2 separate regions of the Homo sapiens genome follow, and region 2 is linked to region 1. The links are chromatin loops, found by intact Hi-C in ENCODE. Cell type or tissue: heart left ventricle. All regions are shown on one strand. Links, peaks and the distances in the headings refer to the core of each region. The heading gives the core; the rest is flanking DNA.

Region 1 (10,044 bases), core at 773-8,772:
CAAAACAATTAGCCGGGTGTGGTGGCGGGCGCCTGTAGTCCCAGCTACTCTGGAGGCTGAGACAGGAGAATGGTGTGAACCCAAGGCAGGGCTTGTAGTGAGCCAAGATCGTGCCACTGCACTCCAGCCTGGGTGACAGAGCAAGACTCTGTCTCAAAAAGAAAAGGTACTTTGGGCTGGGCGTGGTGGCTCACGCCTGTAATCCCAGCACTTTGGGAGGCGAGTTAGGTGGATCATGAGGTCAGGAGATCAAGACCATCCTGGCGAATATGGTGAAACCCCATTTCTACTAAAAAAAAAAATACAAAAAATTAGCCAGGCGTGGTGGCGGGCACCTGCAGTCCCAGCTACTAGGGAGGCTGAGGCAGAAGAATGGCATGAACCCAGGAGGTGGAGCTTGCAGTGAGCCGAGATCGTGCCACTGCACTCCAGTCTGGGTGACAGAGTGAGACTCCGTCTCAAAGAAAAGGTACTTTGGACACAAGCACTCACAGGGAGAACACCAAGTGAAGATGAAGGCTGAGATGAGGGCAATGGGCACGGGCACACAAGCCAAGGATCACCCAAGGCTACCACCAGAAGCCAGAGGAGAGGCCTGGAACAGATTCCGCCTCACAGCCTTGCAAGGAACCAGCCCTGCTGACACCTTGATCCTGGACTTCAGCCTCCTGAATGGGGACAGTAAACTGCTGTTAATTCAACCACCCAGTCTGTGGTTCTTCATGACAGCTGACCTAGCAGACACATTTGCCTTAATGCATTTCTATCCCACTCTGTAAAGACAAGTTTTTGGAAGTATTCCTTGGGCCTCAATTTCCTGTCTGGTCAGGCATCTTCACTGAATTCAAGGAACAGAAGTTTTCTTGTCTTCTAGGTACTAGAAGGTCTACTGCAGGTCTGCTATGACTCACACCATGGCAGCCATTGTAGGCAACGGCTCCAATCTATTCATTTCTCACCACTGCTGTCAAGGCCTTGTTCGTAGAACTGCTTTCACAAAATTTACACAACCATCATACATGGTTAGTATCATTTTTCTCATTTTGCAAATGAGAATACCAAGGCTCTGAGAAGTTAAGGATTTTTCCCAAGATCAGACAAGTATGACAGCTGCCATTGAAACCCAGGCTGTCTGATTCCAGAGCTGGCATTTCTCCCACTTCCAGTCCTAACTGCAGACTAACTCCACTCAGAGGCAGGTCTCCCCTCAGCCCTCTAGAGGGGCTGCCTGTTCCACCCCTGGATGCTGAAAAGGTGTCTTTCCAGCCTGGTGCCATGGCTCATGCCTGTAATCCCAGCACTTCGGGAGGCCAAGGCAGGGAGATCGCCTGAGGTCAGGAGTTCAAGACTAGCCTGGCCAACATGAAGAAACTCCATCTCTACCAAAAAATACGAAAAAGTTAGCCAGGCATGGTGGTGTGCGCCTGTAGTCCCAGCTACTCGGGAGCCTGAGGTGGGAGAATCGCTTGAACCTGGGAGGTGGAGGTTGCAGTGAGCTGAGATCGCGCCACTGCACTCTAGCCTGGGTGACAGAGTGAGACTCCATCTCAAAAAAAAAAAAAAAAAAAAGAAAGAAAGAAATGAAAAGATGTCTTTCTTCTCTGTTCCGTCCTGGCTCTGGAGGTTATTTCTCTCCTGCTGTGCCTCCTCGGCTTCTCACTGTTACCCGTCACCTTCCCAGGGACCCATTCCAAACCCCCTAAAATAACTGAGGCGTCCTCCACGATCCTGCTCCTGCCTAAGTTTTCGGTCTCTCTCTCTCTTCACTGGCAGCCCCGTTCCTCTACCTCTGATCCCTCCAACCATTCTGCAAACCATGCAATTCCCCGCATAGCCCATGCTCTCCAACCTCTCTGCCCTTGCTCCTGCTGTGCCGGGCCACGCCTTCTCATTCTGACCTCAGCTGGAAAAATTCCTCCCGTCTTCTGATTCTGATTTAGACGTCCACCTGAAGAGAAGAGACCCTTCGTATTCTCTGTTGTATTCTCATTTACTTGACATTTCAGACAAGCGTGGCCCTCTCCGCGCCCAGTCTCTGGTGGTGTGGCAACAGTTGAGACCAAGCCCCTGCCCCACAGAACCAGCATCCTGGTGAGGGAGAGAGAGGCCGGAGCCACACTAGCACCTGCTATGGAATGTTTCTGTTGAATGCTGCTCTTGGTGGGATATTTGACTTTATGAAGGAAACCCAGACTCCCTCCTAAAGCCTGCCTTCTTATATTAGGGGAAGTATGCAAAGGCTACATACGTAACCCAAGCATGCAATGAAATGGGCCTGGATCAAGTAGTCTGAGTGTGCAGGCCTTTCCTCTAGCTTCTGTGCAAAGGGAGCATGCAGGTGGCAGCACGCGGCTTGACTGGCAAAAGTTGAAAAGCTCAGGTCCGCAACAGAGCTAAGGCTGCGAGGAGGGCGGCGCGTTGGGAGTGCAGGCCCAGCAAAGGCCACAAGGAAACGCAGGCCTGAGCTGGCAGATCCGTCTTTACAGAGAAGCTAGAAATCTGAATTTTGTTGCCCAGGCTGGAGTGCAGTGGCACAATCTTGGCTCACTGCAACCTCCGCCTCCCGGGCTCAGACAATTCTAGTGCTTCAGCCTCCCAAGTAGCTGGCATAACAGGCATATGCCACCAGCCTGGCTAATTTTTGTACTTTTAGTAGAGACATGGTTTTGCCATGTTGGCCAGGCTGGTCTCAAAGTCCTGGCCTCCAGTGATCCACCTGCCTCAGCCTCCCAAAGTGCTGGGATTACGAGCGTGAGCCACCACACCCAGCCAACAGTAGTTGTATTTTTAAATATGTCTCCAGACATCACAACCGAATATTACTCTAGCCCTAACTTGGCCCGAGGACAATCAGTCGCCCTTCATTTGGGGATCATCGCCTCCTCCTTTCCTTTGTTCAGTGTTCCATCTGGCCTTTCTCTCCTGCCTTCCAGGGACTGCTCCACCACAGGGATACGTTGTTTAGGTTCATTTTATTGTGAGGCATTTCCGACACCTGGGTCCCGTGGAAACGCCCTGGAGAACAGAGACCAGGGCTGGACATCCCTGGCTGCCACGGTGGGCAGGGCCGCGCAGGCCCGAATTCCTGCCTGGATTAGGGCTGCGGGGAGGGAGGAGGAGGGAGGAGGAGGAGGTGGGAGGAAGAGAGGAGTCTGAAGGGCAGGAAGAAAAGCTGCTGCTGTTTGGGTGTGCCGTTCCCGCGGAGGTGACCGCAGCCGAGTAGCAACATGTTAAATGAGGTTGACAATGTGTGAAGTGGAAAATGTCACCAGCAGAAGAGAGACACCGTGAACTTTAGTTTTGATTTAAATTAATGGGAACTCAAGGAGAGAAAATCCTTCCAGTGTTCCAAGAAAAGCCACAAGGTTACAAGTGTGGGCCCGCCTGAGTAGGCGGCTGCCTGGGTGTGAAAGATTCACCCACACGCACCTCGTGTTTACTTGCCGACGACAGTGAAATATTTAGACACATAAATACTTCAATTATGGGGATGTCATCCGACTACCAAGCTTTGGGTTCCACTGTGACAAACTCGAATCTTTTTTCTCCCTTTCCCTTTTTGCAGCCATGGCCTGGAGGAGCACCGGCTGCTGTGGCACTCACAGCAAGGAAGGCGCAGCCGGGGGAAGCCTGGGGCACCTGGCGCATGCCGCGTTGAGGCTTGTGGTGCGGCGAAAAATCAGCAGAACATTCAGAGGGAGGAAACCCCAGACAGCAATGAGAATGAATTGCTTCCAGAGGAAACTACCCACGGCCTCTTCGCAGCATGTGCTGGGCCAGGCATTTGCGAGTGGGGACTCTGGCCTCTGTGGGATGAAGGGGTGCCAGGCCGTGGGAGGGAGGCTGTGATGATGTCCCAGCTTGCCCACATGCCCTCCTGCCTCACACACGGCGCTGTCAAGCGACCCAACTACAACACAACAAAGCAGGCCTGCTCGGTTCCTTCCCTCATTCATTCTCCAGAGCACCCAGCACGAATGGCTTGGCGCGAAGTCTTGGCAAGCAGTTGAACAGGGGAATCTGGACTCCAGGCAGTTAGCCCACGAGAAGTCCTGGTTGAAGAGAAGCCGAATGGATGGGAGGACAGGGAGGGAGGCAGACTTGAGGGATTGCCGTGGTGCAGGAAAGTCCCCACCGTCACCGTGAGGGGTGGGAGACAGCTGTGGAGCGAGAACTGATTAGCATCGCCTTAAGAATCCAGAGGAGTACAGAGGCAGATGAGGAGTTGCGAGAATTAGCATCCTTAACTAAGAGACATAAGTGTAATGGGAGCCAAGATGGTCCTAAGTGGCTCATCCCAGGCTGCTTTGCAATAACGTGAGTGTTAAATATGCACCAAAAAGGAGGGGGCAGAAAAAGGAAACCTAGAAATAAAGCGAGTGTGGGTATTAGAAATAGACGACGCGTGTGCATTTATATACAGCTAACTCTCAGGTTTGTTTTCAAACAGACGCATGACCATTTTTTAAAAATTGATATGTTAAGCCTCATTGCAATGCATTAGAATTCCAGGGAAACTGCCTTCTGTGCTCAGGGTAATGGCAAACCCATCTCTTCCTCTTATCAGGGGAGGTTTGTGATGGTGGCATCGCCCTTCTCTGATAAGGGTGCTAGGGCTCCATGGAACCATCCATCTCTGAATTTCAAAGCAAATATTAATTGCTTTTTGCCTGTGTAGGGTTTATTTTCCCAACCAGATTGTAAGTCCTTTAAGACAGAGAAGAATCCTGCACCTCCTAACATCCTCCCCGCTCCTAGCTAATGAAACTTCTGAAGCATTTGCTAGTAGACTGCTCTATGGACCAACCGTGGCAATGTGCCCACCCTATGCGCTTTGCAGCCCTGACAGTGAAGAAAAAGCCATTTTGATGTCTGTGAGCTATCAAGAAGGCAGGCACTGTCAATGGGTGACAAGAATGCATACGCACAGCTTTTTGAAAGGGGAAAGTATTTTGAGAACTAGATATTAATAACAAGTAACTCACAATGCATGCTCCCCAAGGCTATTCCAAGCAGATTCTACAAGGAGGGTCACTATTAAGAGAAATGGATGCTGTTTATTTTGTCTTGCCCTAACCCTCCCCTGAACCTGCAGGGCTTCCACCCTCCCCCAAATTCTTTGGTGTCCCAGCGGGGACATATTTATAAAACTGCTCTGCGGGTGCCCACAGGGCCCCTCTGTCTGCCTCCTCTGCCTTCCTGGCCTCCACTGGGGCGATCTGCAGCAGTGACATCCCCCGGCCCCTCACCCCATCTGTTCCCCTCGTACCTGCGAGATCTCTGGTTCTACCTCCTCTGGAGGACACTACTTCTCGATGCTTCCAGAGCAGCCAGTCCCATCCCCCAGTGCGGCCCAGCTCCCACCACGCTTGGTGTGGGAGCCACTTTGGGCACGGGCTGTGCTCCAGGACAGGCTGCCAGCCCTGCTGGAGCCCCCGCCCTCAGCCAGCTGAGAGGAGGCCTCTCTGCCACTTAGCACCGTGGCTGTCGGAGGGGTCCCTGCGAGGCCGCCCAGCCCCCCTGCCCCACCAAGGTCTCAGGAGGCCGTTCTTTGCCTTTGGTTTTGCTGCGGCCTCCCCGGTTTGTGTGCTGAGAGTGAGGAGTGGCTGGGCCACCAGGAGAGACGCTGCAAGCCCACACTCAGAGCCCCTGCCTCCTCTCCTCCACTCGCATGTCCTGATGTTTCTCAAGCTTCCCACCTTTTTACTTTGTTAGGCTTGTTTTCAGGGTGCTCTGCGTGTCCTTAGGCCCAGAGAGCCACAGGGAAGCATGCTCAGGTCCCCCAGGTGGGTCTGAACCTTTCAGTAAACACCACTTGGGTTCAAACATAGACCCACCCATGCTGGCGGCATTCCTAGGACAAGAGCAGCTTGGGACATGCTGCACACCCATGACCTCACTCTGTTCTCACCACCATCCAGGGAAGCCAGCGGTGCTCTTATTCTCCTTTCACAGGTGAGCAAACTGAAAACCAGAGGAGCCCAGAAGCCAGCCCACGGTGGCACAGCTCGAAGAGCAAATGAAGACTTAAGTCCAGACCTCTGCTTACTTAATTTTGTTCTCTAATGGAGAGAGGTGAAAAGGGTGCACGCGTCTCCACAGCCAGGACCAAACAAGCCATGCAGTGTGGTCATCGTGGCTCCTTTCTGCTTGTTGGTGGCAATGGGACCATAATCCTGATTGATGCTCCCCAGACAGAATGGACCCATGAGAACCAGAGGTTTGCAGCCCCCGACCCGCTCCAAGCTAAGGCACAGGAAGAGCATCCCAGTGAACGGTGACCACTTTGAAGAAACCCAGGGGACAAAGCTGAGCAGGAGTTTATGGTCCAGAAAAGTACAGGTTCTGTTCAGGAACATGAAGATTGGACCCCACGTCCCCCGTGTTCCTCCCTGGTTTCCTCTCCCAGGTGAACACACCTAAGGTGGTCAGGGTCACCGAGTCAGACCCGCATGCTGCCAGCCAAGCCTTGGTCTCTGGGAGCAACCCTAAGGCACTCCCTCGTGGACAACATCTCTATCCCTCTGCATTTTAGCTTCAAAGCTCACCACACATACAAATGGGATACATAGCTCTTCAAACCTTTAAAATAATAACCATCACAGAGCAACTTTTCTTCCTTGAACTCTGAATATGAAACCTTCATGCTTTGTTTCTTCAGAGGTATTAAGATGGAGGGATAAGAGCATGCACTGTTTTGTTTTGGCTTTTTTCTACGCTTGCTGGAAAAATCACACAACTTACTTGTTTTACCTAGAAATTTTCTGAGTTTTTAAAGAGAATATTCCCAATTGCAAAACCATCTCTATGAAGACAGCAGTGTTGAGTTTTCCCTCCCATAAGCTGGGGAAGCCCCTCCTGTTCCTGGACCTGATGCCCTCGATCTGGGTGGGGCTCACCTGAGAAAGGGCACAAGTGTCCAGACACCAAGTCCTGAGGCAAAACTGAAGCACAGGACTCGGGGGGTTCCCAGGCAGAACTTTCTAGACTGTTCTTAACACTCCTGGCCAAGATGGATAGCATCTGATTTATTATCCAACAGTAAGTAAATGCTCAGTCATGAGGGAAACAATTTTCAAAATGTAATATGAATACTCTGCAGGGCTCATGTCAACATTTAGAACAGGATGACACCGTAGAGGGGACCTTGTCTGCACCTGATATGGTTTGGCTGTGTCCCCACCCAAATCTCATCTTGAATTGTAGCTTCCATAACTCCCACGTGTCACAGGGGAGAGCCAGTGAGGGCAGACCTTTCCCATGCTGTTCTCGTGATAGTGACTAAGTCTCACGAGATCTGGTGGTTTTATAAAGGGGAGTCCCTACCCAAACTCTCTGGCCTGCTGCCATGTAAGACGTGACTTTGCTGCTCATTTACCTTCCACCATGATTGTGAGGCCTCCCCAGCCATGTGGAACTGTGAGTCAATTAAACCTCTTTCCTTTATAAATTACCCAGTCTTGGGTATGTCTTTAATAGCAGTGTGAGAACAGACTAATACAGCACCCCACTTTCAGGGATTTTCAAATATCCTATCCAGAACTCTGCAGCCAGCACAGGGGCAAGAACGCAGTTCCTAACTCACTCCCAGTGTGGGGGCTTCCAACCCTGTCAGGCAAACTGTCTCTGCAAGGAGGATGACCATCCCTCAGAATACTGGAAAATGGGAAATAGAAAAAGACAAAAAATAGAGATAGATCCAAATTAAACAGACCATGATGATGATAGTTATGTACTGAACACCAACCATGTGTCAGGCACTGGAATAGGGATTTATACACATTAAATAATGGAATCATGCCAGGAGCGGTGGCTCACACCTGTAATCTCAGCACTTTGGGACACTGAGACAGGAGGATCCCCTGAGGCCAGGAGTTCAAAACCAGCCTGAGCAACATAGCAAAACCCCATCTCTACAAGGAAATAAAAACGATCAGCCAGGCATGGTGATGTGTGCCTGTAGTCCCAGCTACTCAGAAGGCTGAGATGAGAGGATCCCTGGAGCCCAGGAGTTCGAGGCTGCAGTGAGCTATGATTGCACCACTGCACTCTAGCCTGGGTGACAGAACAGGACGCTGTCTCAAAAAAAAAAAAAAAAAAACAAGAAAAGAAATCTTCATTCTGACCTTATTAGCTATTTGTTCCATGTTTTATAAATGACAAAACCAAGGTGCAAAGAGGTGAAACCAAATGGCCCAAAGTCATCCGTTTACTGGAGGACAGAGCTAAGGTTCTAGCCCAGGTCTTTCCATTACGTCATTTAGTCTTCTCAGGCCAAAAGCCCTGAGCCCGCCGAGTGACAGCGTTGCTTGTATATAGCTTCTCTCCTATCGTCACCTTCTGGCCCATACACAATTTAATCAGAAAAGACAACATTCCTGCCTGATGAGAGCATACCAGCATGAAAACAAGAGACAGACACGGCAGATCTAGCACATGCCCCTGTGGCTGCTGACAGCTCCTGCATAGCTCTGCACATAGATCACCCACGTAGGTCATCACAAGTCACTCTCAGAGGCTTCTCAAAGCCTGGGTCATGCCCATCACCAAAGCAGTCCTGCACTCCCAGGAGGCCCAGGCTCCCTGCAAGCCTGCTCTATCCAGAAGCCATTTATTTTGCAGCCAACAAAAGGAAACATGCTCCAGAGTTTAAGCTCCAGATCCTAGGGTCCCACTGGAGAAGCCTCACTTTAAAATTAAGTGTAGCTGAAATGCCTGTACAATGTAGCCCATTCAAAAGATCAGTTTTAGCCACACCACTTTTAAATGAATCTTCTTATGTCCAGTGTGGTAGAGGTCAAACACAGCTGACTTAAATACTGCCTGTGGCCAAGATTAGTAAAACCTTATTAACGCATGCTCTATTCATTTGGAAGTTGTTTATGTATGCAGACACATAACCTGGGCAGAACCAGATTGACATCTGCCTTTGAACTATCTTTGAAAAAGGAATTTACTAAGCATGCAGTATAATTAATATTGCACAGAAAATGCCCAATTTAAACGCTCCCATTCAATCACTCTCATTTATTCATTAAATAGTTGCCTAAAGACATCTGTCTCTTACTGTTTTGTTACTCTAGTATCAGAATACTATGCATTCTTTAAAGCAATACAAAATGTAATTCCTTTGTAAAATTTCAACTATGATTTTTCACTGGCTGTTTTTGTTCTCTAAATCTAATAGAGAGTTTCCAGGGGAAGTTCAAACGACGACAAGACAAGGCTCACAGCATAAGGCAGCCAGGAAGGAGGCACAGTGGAGGCCCTGACGCCCTCGGGTCGGGGAAGGTGGAGAGAGGCATCTGAGCTGGGACTCTAACCAGGAGACCCCACCATGAAGCCACAGGGATGGGGCTGAGCTGTTCCTAGCACACGCAAGGATAGAGTCTCTGTTCTAGATGGCTGGGAAATACCCACCGAGCCTCCACCAACTGCTCAGAGCTCCTTTCCAAGCTGCCGGCTGGATGACATTTTGTCCAACTTTCTAACAAACATGGGGGTGGGTACCACAGTTTGCCTGAAAAACTACATTTCACTAAAAAAAAAAAAAAAAAAAAGTGGGGGGAATTATTTTTTGGAGGCTTCAGCAAATGACACTAATCACCACCATCCCAAAGCACAACAAATACAAATTAGAACTGGAAGTTGTAAGTCTGGGGAGACTTGGTGGCTTTGCTGACTGACTCTCTGCCCGCCTGTCATACGCCCCGCTGTGCAGGAGGACGGCTGCTGAGACACATGTCTGCATGCCCGACGTGGCTACTCTCCACACCCATCCCAGCTGCGCCCCTGGCAGAGTGGGGCCATGCAGCTCACCTGGCAGGACCCCTTCAGTGCAAGGAAAGGAGGTCTTCTTGGGTTTCTTCAAGGAAATGGAAACCATCTGGAACCACCCCTGAAAAGTTGGGAGTGTGCCTGCCCGCCCGCCTCCCTGGGGCCCCACACGGTGCAAGCTGCCCCCTCTGCACTCCGCCTGCTGGGCTCCATGTTCCTTCCTTACACACCGGGCATCCTCAGGACCTGCAGCACCCAGGATGGTGC
Region 2 (10,044 bases), core at 1,257-9,256, 350 kb before region 1:
AAAACAAGCTGGTTGTTCATCCCCTCCCCTCCCGCTGCAGGAATCTGGCTTGAGATAAAGGTTTGATCTTTTAGCAGTAACATTCTCTGAGTCCAACTGAGTGCGGCAAAGGGAAATAAACACGTCGGCTTCTGAACCAGGTTTTGCCGTGGGTTGACACAGCCCCTGACAAAGGATTAACCTCTTGTTGCCTCAGGCCCCCTGCTCTACAAAAGATGACCCATATTTTCAACCCAAACAATTTCAATACATAATTCCTAATGGCCACAGAGCATGGTATAAAGATATGAATGTTTAATTGAGGTGGCACCTTCACCACCCGTGCTGTTTTGGTGCTAAGGGTGACTCCAGCCGTCACAGTTACATGGAAATTAAATGTCCTTTAAAAAGGAAAAAAAGAATGAGGTGCGCATGGAAGAAACCCAGTTTCACAGACCACACCTGTCATGCCTTGGCAAGTCTGAGGAGGCAAATGTTCTCAGTTGTCCTTCAGGAAGAGTCTTGGTTTCTGGTTAATATACTTGTCTCTCGCCCAATAGCGGAATTACCATCCTAGTCCCAATTAGGATCCCTTTTGTTGCCTGTGGCCCCATTTTTTTTCAATAAAAATTAAAGTAATTAGGAAACAATTCAAGATCCAGTGTCCCCCAAGCTGCTCAAGGTCTATATGGTGCCCAAGGTCTAAAAATGACTCAGAGGGCGTGTGAAGTAAGGAACTATGTGCCTGCTGAATTACAGCTTCCATTTTAGCTGTTTGGGAAGGTTTGGCTTAGACTATCCACGACAGGGGCTCTTAACTAGGACTAAAACAAGTCAGATTCCTGACCATTTGTCCTAGTGGCAATGCCTGAAGAGAGAAATTTCTAGAATTCCTATGTAATTCATAAATTTCAGAAATAACACATATTTACTGAGAATCAACACTCTCTTTACATTTGGAAGAAGACATTATTAGGATAATGGTGGCTGCTGTAAAAAATAAATAAATCCCCAGATTACACTGGCTTAACTCTGGCTTATATATCCATCTAGTGCACGTGTTCTTGGTCTATGAGCAGCTTTCAAGGCCTGAGCCTCCTTCCTTCCTGTGACTCCAAGTCGTCAGCATCCAAACCGCAGATGGAGGAGGAGAGGGTGAAGATGGCCACCGGCTCCCTAACAACTATGGCTTAGATATGACAATATGGCTTCTGCTCACATTCTCATGGTGAGAACGTCTCACAAGACCCCAGAGGTATGGAAACGAGGCTGAGAAGTGGGGTCGCCAGCTCAGCAGCCATTTCTTAGGGACAAGTGTTTTCTGTGGTTGGGAAAGGCTGAATTTCTGTGGACAAGTAGCAATCTCTGCCACATGGTAAGGCACCAAACTTTTCAGTAGTCAGTAGTACACCGGACAGTGGCATCAGTCCATGACTCTGGGGCCCTGCCAGGGATCAGGAGTTGCCTACTTTGCAAGGAGATCGATTTATTTTTTAAACGAGTCTAATTGCGAGAAAATTCTTATGTTGGGTTATAATATTTCATCATGCAACTTCCACCTGTTGATCTTAGTTCTACCCTTCTAGAATCACACAGAATAAGTCTACTTCATCTCCTTGACAGGCCTTCAAAGGATTAAAGGTCCACTATGTGTCCATTAAGTGATTAGTTTTCTAAGCATCTGCAGCTTCCTATTGGTTTTCATTTCACTTATTATGCTAGGATACCCATGTGTCTATTTTTGGCCTTCTTAAAATGTTCAGCCAAGAATGAAAACAGTTCATCAGGTGAGAAGAATCAACTACAGAGGACTAGATGAGACAGGCCCAGTGCATCTCATTCTGAAGGCTGTTGATATGGAAAACCATTCTTGGGGCACGCTTTTCACTTTCTCATCAGCTGAATGGTGGGAAGTGGAATGATGGTAGCCTGCAGCTCCTGGTGATGGGTCTTCAGAGAATAGAAGCCCTGCTATTTTTCTGCTTTCCTTTCCATAGCGTTCTTGCAGTGTAGACGGTTTCAGTGCGAGGGCTTGTTTCAGATCAATGCTTTTTAAAGCTAAGAAAGAAAAATATGGCTAAACTAAAATGATAATAAAGAAAGCTCCAGATAATACGGCCTTTTATGTAGGCCTTACATCACATGAGCCATGCTTTAGAGCAGTCCTGGAGGTGAGCATAAATTAGACACAGAATCTTTTTATTTTAAAAAAAATTAATAAAGTTTAGATTAAATATTAAAGAGAAAGTCTACAGTCCATTCCTCCTGGATGAAGGCTGAGAAAAATGAGGTTTGTTTCGCGTCTTCCCTTGGGGCTGGCCTGGTAAAATAATCTTTATAAAAATATTTTTAAGTTTTTAAAAAATATTTTAAAATTAATTGTTACAGTTAGAAATTGCATTATGTGTAAGAATATTTTATGCTGGCAATTTGTCTCTATTATATTTTATTTTGCTCTATTTTGATGAGAGAAAGGAAAAGTGGAATTGTGAGCAACCTTTTAATGTGGCTTAGAAACTTAATGTGGAAAGGGTACTAATATTGTAATTACTAGTTTTCATTTATCAGCCACAGTTCTCTTTGTCGCTTCTGCTATTTAAAGTTACTGTTCACATACTGTGGCTAATTCCCTTTGTTAAATTTCACAGTGAATGCAGCTTCCTGGATATTTGTTATTGCAGTCCTATGGATGTAGGCTTCTCAGATAAAGGAAAAGCTGGGTGCATCCATCTGTGGGCAAATTAAAAATGAGTTTAACCCCTTGGCTTCCATGGCTCTTTCCCCTTCGGCAAAATGTGTCCCATGCTTCTGACTGACAAGACATAAAATCGGAGTAACATATATGTTTCATTTTTAATGGAATTTGGTAGAATATCAGAAGCAACTGCTTCGCTATGACCCTGCATTAATACAAAGAGACCACCTGGGGAGGAGGGGGAGGGGCCATTGCTGGAGCAGAGGATTATGGAGTTGGAAGAAGAAGAGAAAAACAGTGAAATACTTTTGAAGTTGGAAGGGGGAAAGTCTATTTTCATTATTTAAGGTCTATTTCCTAACAAATGATTAGTTCATTTGCAGCTGGGTTGGAGTTTTCTGAATCATGGTTATACCAGCTCCTTACACAGAGAATCAAGGAGAGAGAAAAGTGGGAAAAGTGGAAGATTGTTTAGGGGGAGGAAAGAATTTTTCTCCATTTGCCTACTTTTCACAGTATTGCCACTAATTGGAGTATGTTCTTAGAAGAAACAGTGCACATTTAGTTTCCTCTTATTTTTTTCTCCCGTTGTAATTTTCAGAGAGAGAGAGAGAGAGCAAGAGAGAAGGAGTATAAGAAAACAATCAACCCTTTCTTTCTGTTCCTATCAATCTAATTCTGAAAACATAGAAAAGGAAAGATTTAACACACATAATAATGGATTTTGCTTTGTCACTGGGGATTATAACATTTATTTATTCATTCAACAAATATTTATTGAATGCACCAGGCTCTATTTTATAGTAGATTCTGGGGTAAAGGAATGGAAATTCAGGGCAGGTCGCAGCTGCCCAGGAGCCATTGTCCTCTGCAGGAAGGCTGTCATAAACCAGAAAAAAAAAAAAAACAATGCATAGGAAGGGGACAAAGCAGGGCAGCTAGAGACAAAACCTGGTGACTTCCCAGGGAAAGCGTCTTGGGAGATGGCCTTTGACTTGAGGCCCCAGTGATGTGAAGGACCTGGCTGAGGGAAGAACAGATACTGAGACTCCTGGCCAGGATGTGCAGCAAGTGCTGGAGGAACCCAAGGAAACCAAGGTAGTGACCTGGGGTGCAGGAGAGCCTGCATGTGGAGGAGAAGAGCCTGCAGGTGGAGGAGGGGAGCCTGCAGGTGGAGGAGGGGAGCCTGCAGGTGGAGGAGAAGAGCCTGCAGGTGGAGGAGGGGAGCCTGCAGGTGGAGAAGAAGAGCCTGCAGGTGGAGGAGAGGAGCCTGCAGGTGGAGGAGAGGAGCCTGCAGGTGGAGGAGAAGAGCCTGCAGGTGGAGGAGAGGAGCCTGCAGGTGGAGGAGAGGAGCCTGCAGGTGGAGGAGGGGAGCCTGCAGGTGGAGAAGAGGGACCTGCAGGTGGAGGAGGGGAGCCTGCAGGTGGAGGAGGGGAGCCTGCAGGTGGAGGAGGGGAGCCTGCAGGTGGAGGAGGGGAGCCTGCAGGTGGAGGAGGGGGACCTGCAGGTGGAGGAGGGGGGCCTGCAGGTGGAGGAGGGGAGCCTGCAGGTGGAGGAGGGGAGCCTGCATGTGGAGGAGGGGGACCTGCATGTGGAGGAGGGGGGCCTCCAGGTGGAGGAGGGGACCCTGCATGTGGAGGAGGGGGGCCTGCAGGTGGAGGAGGGGGCCTGCAGGTGGAGGAGGGGGGCTGCAGATGGAGGAGGGTGGCCTGCAGGTGGAGGAGGGGGTCCTGCAGGTGGAGGAGGGGGGCTGCAGATGGAGGAGGGGGGCTGCAGATGGAGGAGGGTGGCCTGCAGGTGGAGGAGGGGGGCCTGCAGGTAGAGAAGGGGGGCCTGCAGGTGGAGAAGGGGGGCCTGCAGGTGGAGGAGAGGGACCTGCAGGTGGAGGAGGGGAGCCTACAGGTGGAGGAGAGGAGCCTGCAGGTGGAGGAGAGAGTCCAGTCCGCAGGCCTGGGATGAGCCAAAGTTCAGTTGTAAGTCTGCGGAGGGCTCTGTTTTGTCATATATTTCTGGTTTTAAAAACACAATTGATGCTAAACATACTCGAAGGTATATCGAATGGTACCACAAGTAACCAAGAGGCATTGCCAAGCTCCCACAATCAACCACTCCTGAACCTCCTCTTTCATCCACATCCCACCCAGTCCTCCCCAGCCCACCCAGATTTTAATGCAAACTCCAAATATGGTTTCATTTCACCCATAAATAATTCTGCATGTATCACGCGGGAACATTGAAGAATATTTTAAGAACAACAAATTAACATGATCCAATATTGTGTCAGTGTTTAAAGGTTGATGTGTGTATAATTTTTGCTTCAGTTTGCTTGAATCAGGATCTTAATAAAGTTCATATATTACAACTAGTGGGTATTTGGCATAAGTCTCTTTTGATCCGTAGGTTTCCTTTCATTGGAGGTTTAAAGTAAGGGAATGTCATGATTTGTGACATTTTTTTAAACACCACTGTAGCTGTGTGTGGAGACCAGGGAGCAGGGGGCACGTGGACTGAGCAGGAGCCCGTAGGAGGCCATTGCAGTGGTCCAGGCTGGGGGTGAAGGGGGTCTGGGACCACAGGAGAAGGAAGGAATTGGAATGAATATAGGACTTGTTTGTTGACCATCTCATGTTCTAGTTAAAGCATACTGGGCTTATTTTTCAGGTCTACCAAACTGAGTTAGAGTATGAATGTATACATATGTAAATAATAGACAACAACATAGGAATCAAATCTGTGAAATTAATACACACATAGAAATGTAAGTATATTAGAGATAAAAATATGTACGCAGCATGCTTAGATAGCAATGAAGGAATATAGAAAAAGAGAGTTTCAAAAGTTACAAAAAATTATGCAGTTTGTTCATATGATCCCACACTCCCTGAAATAAGGTTAATCAAGTTTCCCAATTTTGATTTCCTCTCTAAATTGATGACTTCCCTTGAGATTTTCACGAATTATTTTAAAGCCAAGGTGTAGCCTAGTAGAAATTAATTATTTATCCCCAAGAGACAATAGAGCACATGGCATTACAAATAAGTTCTGTTGCTGAAGAAAACTTAAGAGATTAACTGGGAATGAATGAGAGACACAAAATACTGCTTCTCAGCAACGTGCCCCGTGTTCGCCCAGGGGCTCCGGGCACACCGCGCAGACTCCCCAGAGTATCTGGACCAGCACCGCCTGCTGCCCTGCGGCGAGATCTGCCCCAGCGAGTCAAGAGCGAGCCTGTTCTTTTCACTCTAACGGTTTCGCATCTGCTCTGGCCAAAATGTTTTTTCTGCCTTTCTTTCATCTGCACTGTGTTGCCTAGCTTTCCCGCAGAGGCCCCAGTGTCACTCTGAGAACGATCACTCTCTCATTGTGTTTTGTGTTCCTTTTACCCATGGGCAGCTTTCTTTTTACACTCAGTGTCCCTATGAATGGAGCGTTTTGCAGCACCTGGAAGCCTCACTCAGAGAGTCGGCCTCTGCGTTCACACAGTCCAGGGGTGGGGGATGACTGACGCAGATCACCCCGATGAGCCTCAAGTTGGCTTTTTATGTCTGGCTGTTATTCAGAGCTTTAAAAATGGGGAAGGGGAAATGAGAGGGAAAGAGGAAGAACAAAACAAAAATGACAGGAAAATGGCAGAACTTCCATTCGTCATTACCGTTATTTAGCATGAAATGTCAACCAAGTCTGAAGGGCTTTTGGGTGCATGAATAAACAGGCCAGCAAGTAGTTATTTTTATTCTATATGTACATCTTGTGCTCCACACTCAACAGTGACGTCAGCCTTCTTGCTTCACATCAGCTGTCCTTGCTCACGGTGTTCTCAAGGGTGTGAACTCGGCTGAAGATAAGGGTTTGTGACTGCCGTTCCTGTCATGCTGAGCTCGCTTACAGCATGTCCCCTGGCTCAGCAGCTCCACATAGGACCGATGCAGCTCGCAGCTACATTTTCAAGTGTGTTGATGCACATTCCCTTGGGTGTGGACTTTGGATTAGTGTCATTGTCACAGGCGCTAGACAAACACAACATCCATCCTCGTGCTAAGCTGTTTGTCTTGTTTTGCACTCCTTTGAGGAGTTTCCAGGCTCTGTCTACACAGTGCCAAATATCTAGATCAGAGTTGAAAAATGTAATTTAAAACCCCAGTGTTTGTGTTGCATGGAAAAAGCCCAGAGTTTTTTATATTTGGATAAATTAGAGAGAGAGAAAACCTTTGCCCTCAATTCTATCAGAATGGTATACTTGAAGTTGCTGAAAATATGCTGAGTTGAATCAAACGGTTATTGATACGATCCATTGCACTCCCCAGTATAATGTGTAGATCAATAACTCAACACAGATTCTGTTCTTCATGGTCTTCTCTATAGTGTTGCTTCAAATAGCATGACCTTTTATATTCTCAGGATAAATTTTCTATAAACTTAAAGCATCACCATTTCCTATAGACAAAGTAGGGTAATTAATAATTATTATTCTGAATGATAAGCATTTTGCTGATGTGCCAGCCACCGAGCTGAGCTTTTAAGGAGTTCGTTCACTTAATCCCTTCAATGAGCATATGGTATCTCCGTTAAATATATGAGGCATCTGAGACTCAGAAAGTTCAAATAACTTGTCCAAAGTCACTCAGCTGAATTATCAAAGCATGACTCACACACAGCCTATATTCTTACATCATACTGCCTTCTGGAAAAGTTGGACTCACTTTAGTCCAAGTAGTCCTGGTTCTATTTTATGATCATTAAAGCTGTGTGCGTTTGCAACCCCCAGTCCCACCTCCCCGTGTGTGGTGTGTGTGAGTATGTGATGGATAATTATTGTTTGGTTAGGCTCATTTCCTTTTGTTTAATTTCCAACTGCTATGCGTAATAGCATTTCCTTATTCTAGAGGGAAGCAGAAACTCGGAAAGAACGCGAGGACAGCTCATTTGCAGTGCTTCCTGTTGAGGGAGCAGGAAGTGTGCAGGAGTTGTGAGGAAGTCTGCCAGAAAGAGATTCCTAGAGTTGAAAGTGGGGAACCATCAGGCCCAGCGTGGGGTCCAAAGCTGAGCTTAGAAGCCCATAGGAAATAGATGCCTAAACTTCCAAGTTTCCCTTCCTACAATTCTATCAACAGAGACTCTGCAAATATGTGACAGGCTGAATTCTAGAAGAACCTGTGCTTATAAAAGCCTCAGAGCCTAACCATACCATGCAACAGCACAAGGCCAGCCCAGAGGCCTGCAGGTACAGAGAAACCAGCAGAAGGGGGCAAGAGTGAGTCAAAGGAACTCACCACGGTTTCTAGACTCCCGGAGTGTCGCCCATGGAGACTTTTCTCTTTACAGTAAAGTAATTGAGAACAAGGGACCAGATGTCAGTTTGATTAGAGAAAGAGAGGTAGGGCAGAATGATATAGGACATTATCCAAGTAAAGTAGAAAATAAAAGTTTATGCAGGATATGAAACAGCAAGAGATCTATAAAGGAAGCTAAAATCCAACTTGCAGGAATTTGTGTTAGTGAGTGAACAGTAAGTGTCAGTTATTTGAAGATCATCCTCGTGAATGCCTGCCTAATGAATACAGGGCTGGAAGACATTCCCTCAGGGCCTCCTTGACTAGAACGTAACTGGAGGTTTCCATACTGACCAGCACGGACCAACTCAGAGTAGAGCAGACCAGGACCCACCATGCTAGAGCGTTCATCAGTGACCCCTTTCTCCTATGCATCTGCCCTGCTTTGCTTGTGTTCATTTGCATATCCACACACACAACAAATATTCATTGACCACCAGCTCTGTGCCAGGCACTGAGGTTGATGAGGATGTGTTGGTGGATAAAACACATGGCTTCTGGAGCTGACCATCCTGCAGAAGGATTTCAGCCCACTTTCTAAAATCTAAAACAAGAAAACAAAACAGCAGCAACAGGCCGGGCGCGGTGGCTCATGCCTGTAATCCCAGCACTTTGGGAGGCTGAGGCGGGCGGATTAGGAGGTCAGGAGATCGAGACCATCCTGGCTAACATGGTGAAACCCCGACTCTGCTAAAAATACAAAAAATTAGCCGGGCGTGGTGGTGGGCGCCTGCAGTCCCAGCTACTCGGGAAGCTGAGGCAGGAGAATGGCATGAACCCAAGAGGCAGAGCTTGCAGTGAGCCACGATCATACCACTGCACTCTAGCCTGGGTGACAGAGCGAGACTCCGTCTCAAGAAAAAAAAAAAAAAAGGAGAAAGTTGGAGAATGCTATGTGAGCCTGAAGACAGTCATCTGCAAGCCAGAGAGAGGGGCCTGGAGCCAGTCCTTCTTCACAACCCTGCTGACACCTTGATTTCTTCAGTTCTAGCCTCCATGACTGTGAAAAAAAAAAACAAAAAAACAAAAAAAAAAAACGCAACAACAGAAACTCCAGCCTCCCTGGATTCCAAAATCCCCTCTAATTAATATGATATTGCTTGGCTACTGATATGGTTTGGCTGTTTCCCCACACAAATCTCGTCTTGAATTGTAGTTCCTGTAATTCCCATATATCGTGGGAGGGACCAGGCGGAGACAATTAAAATATGGGGGCAGTTTCCCCATCCTGTTCTCATGATAGTGAGTCAGATCTCACAAGAGCTGATGGTTTTATAAGGGGCTTCCCCCTTTGCTGGGCACTCATTCTTCTCTTCCCTGCCACCATGTGAAGAAGGATGTGTTTGCTTCCCCTTCTACCATGATCATAAGTTTCCTGAGGCTTCCTCAGCTGGGCTAAACTGTGAGTCAATTAAACCTCTTTTCTTTATAAATTACCCCGTCTTGGGTATGTCTTTATTAGCAGCGTGAGAACAGACTAATACAGCTACCCTTCTCAAAAGTGTTGCTTTTGAGAAGGAACACTTCTCAAAAGAGTCATTTATGCTTTCTGGGTCCAGTTATTACCGTTTACCAACTTCCTGCCTCTCTGAACCTGACCCTCAGGATCTGCCTTTGTGACAAGATCACCCATGACAGCCAAGGCCTTCAAGTGATCCTTTCCAGGCCTGCACTTATTTGGTCCCTCTAGAACATTTTGCACTGTTGCCCACTCTTTTATTCTTTGGATGCCTTCTTCCCTGGTTTTCCTGAACACCATGATCTCCTGGTTGTCCTCCTACTTTTTTCTCACCTTCATCAACAGGATTTGCTTTCACCATCTATTTATTTCTTTCTGGGGAGGAGGGAGAACATTTTTTTTTTTTGCTTTCCTGGAGGGTTTCATCTGAACCTTTTCTTTTCTTGCTTTTGGAGATGTATACACACTTTTGGCTTTAATTACTCTTTATTTGCTCATGGCTGCTATTTTTCTATGCAGAGCTTCAGCTCAGTATGTCTAAACGCCTACTAGAATTCCCCATTAGAAATACCACCAGCATC

The links. A loop is a pair of places that touch in the nucleus more often than their neighbours do. Peaks named below come from ENCODE experiments on the same cell type or tissue, not always from the same donor. Only the 100,000 strongest peaks of a DNase experiment are listed, where the experiment ranks them.
Region 2: a loop joins it to region 1, with 18 times the contacts of the local background. A loop is called at or near these places in 13 of 110 quality-filtered maps.

The regions. Positions count from the first base shown.
Region 1 is chr6:163,744,500-163,754,543 of GRCh38, reverse strand. It overlaps LOC124901499 (a long non-coding RNA gene), which reads right to left and starts at 5,361. Exons shown (of 2, transcript XR_007059932.1): 1 at 5,270-5,361. RefSeq lists an enhancer at 3,541-4,143. In heart left ventricle, for the core only: no CTCF peak of the experiment used is centred there; DNase peaks (open chromatin) are centred at 5,463 and 8,401; H3K27ac peaks cover 5,545 bases.
Region 2 is chr6:164,095,592-164,105,635 of GRCh38, reverse strand. No RefSeq gene overlaps it. Among named protein-coding and RNA genes, the nearest start is that of QKI, 690 kb to the right of the region's middle. In heart left ventricle, for the core only: a CTCF peak has its summit at 7,908; no DNase peak of the experiment used is centred there; H3K27ac peaks cover 3,878 bases.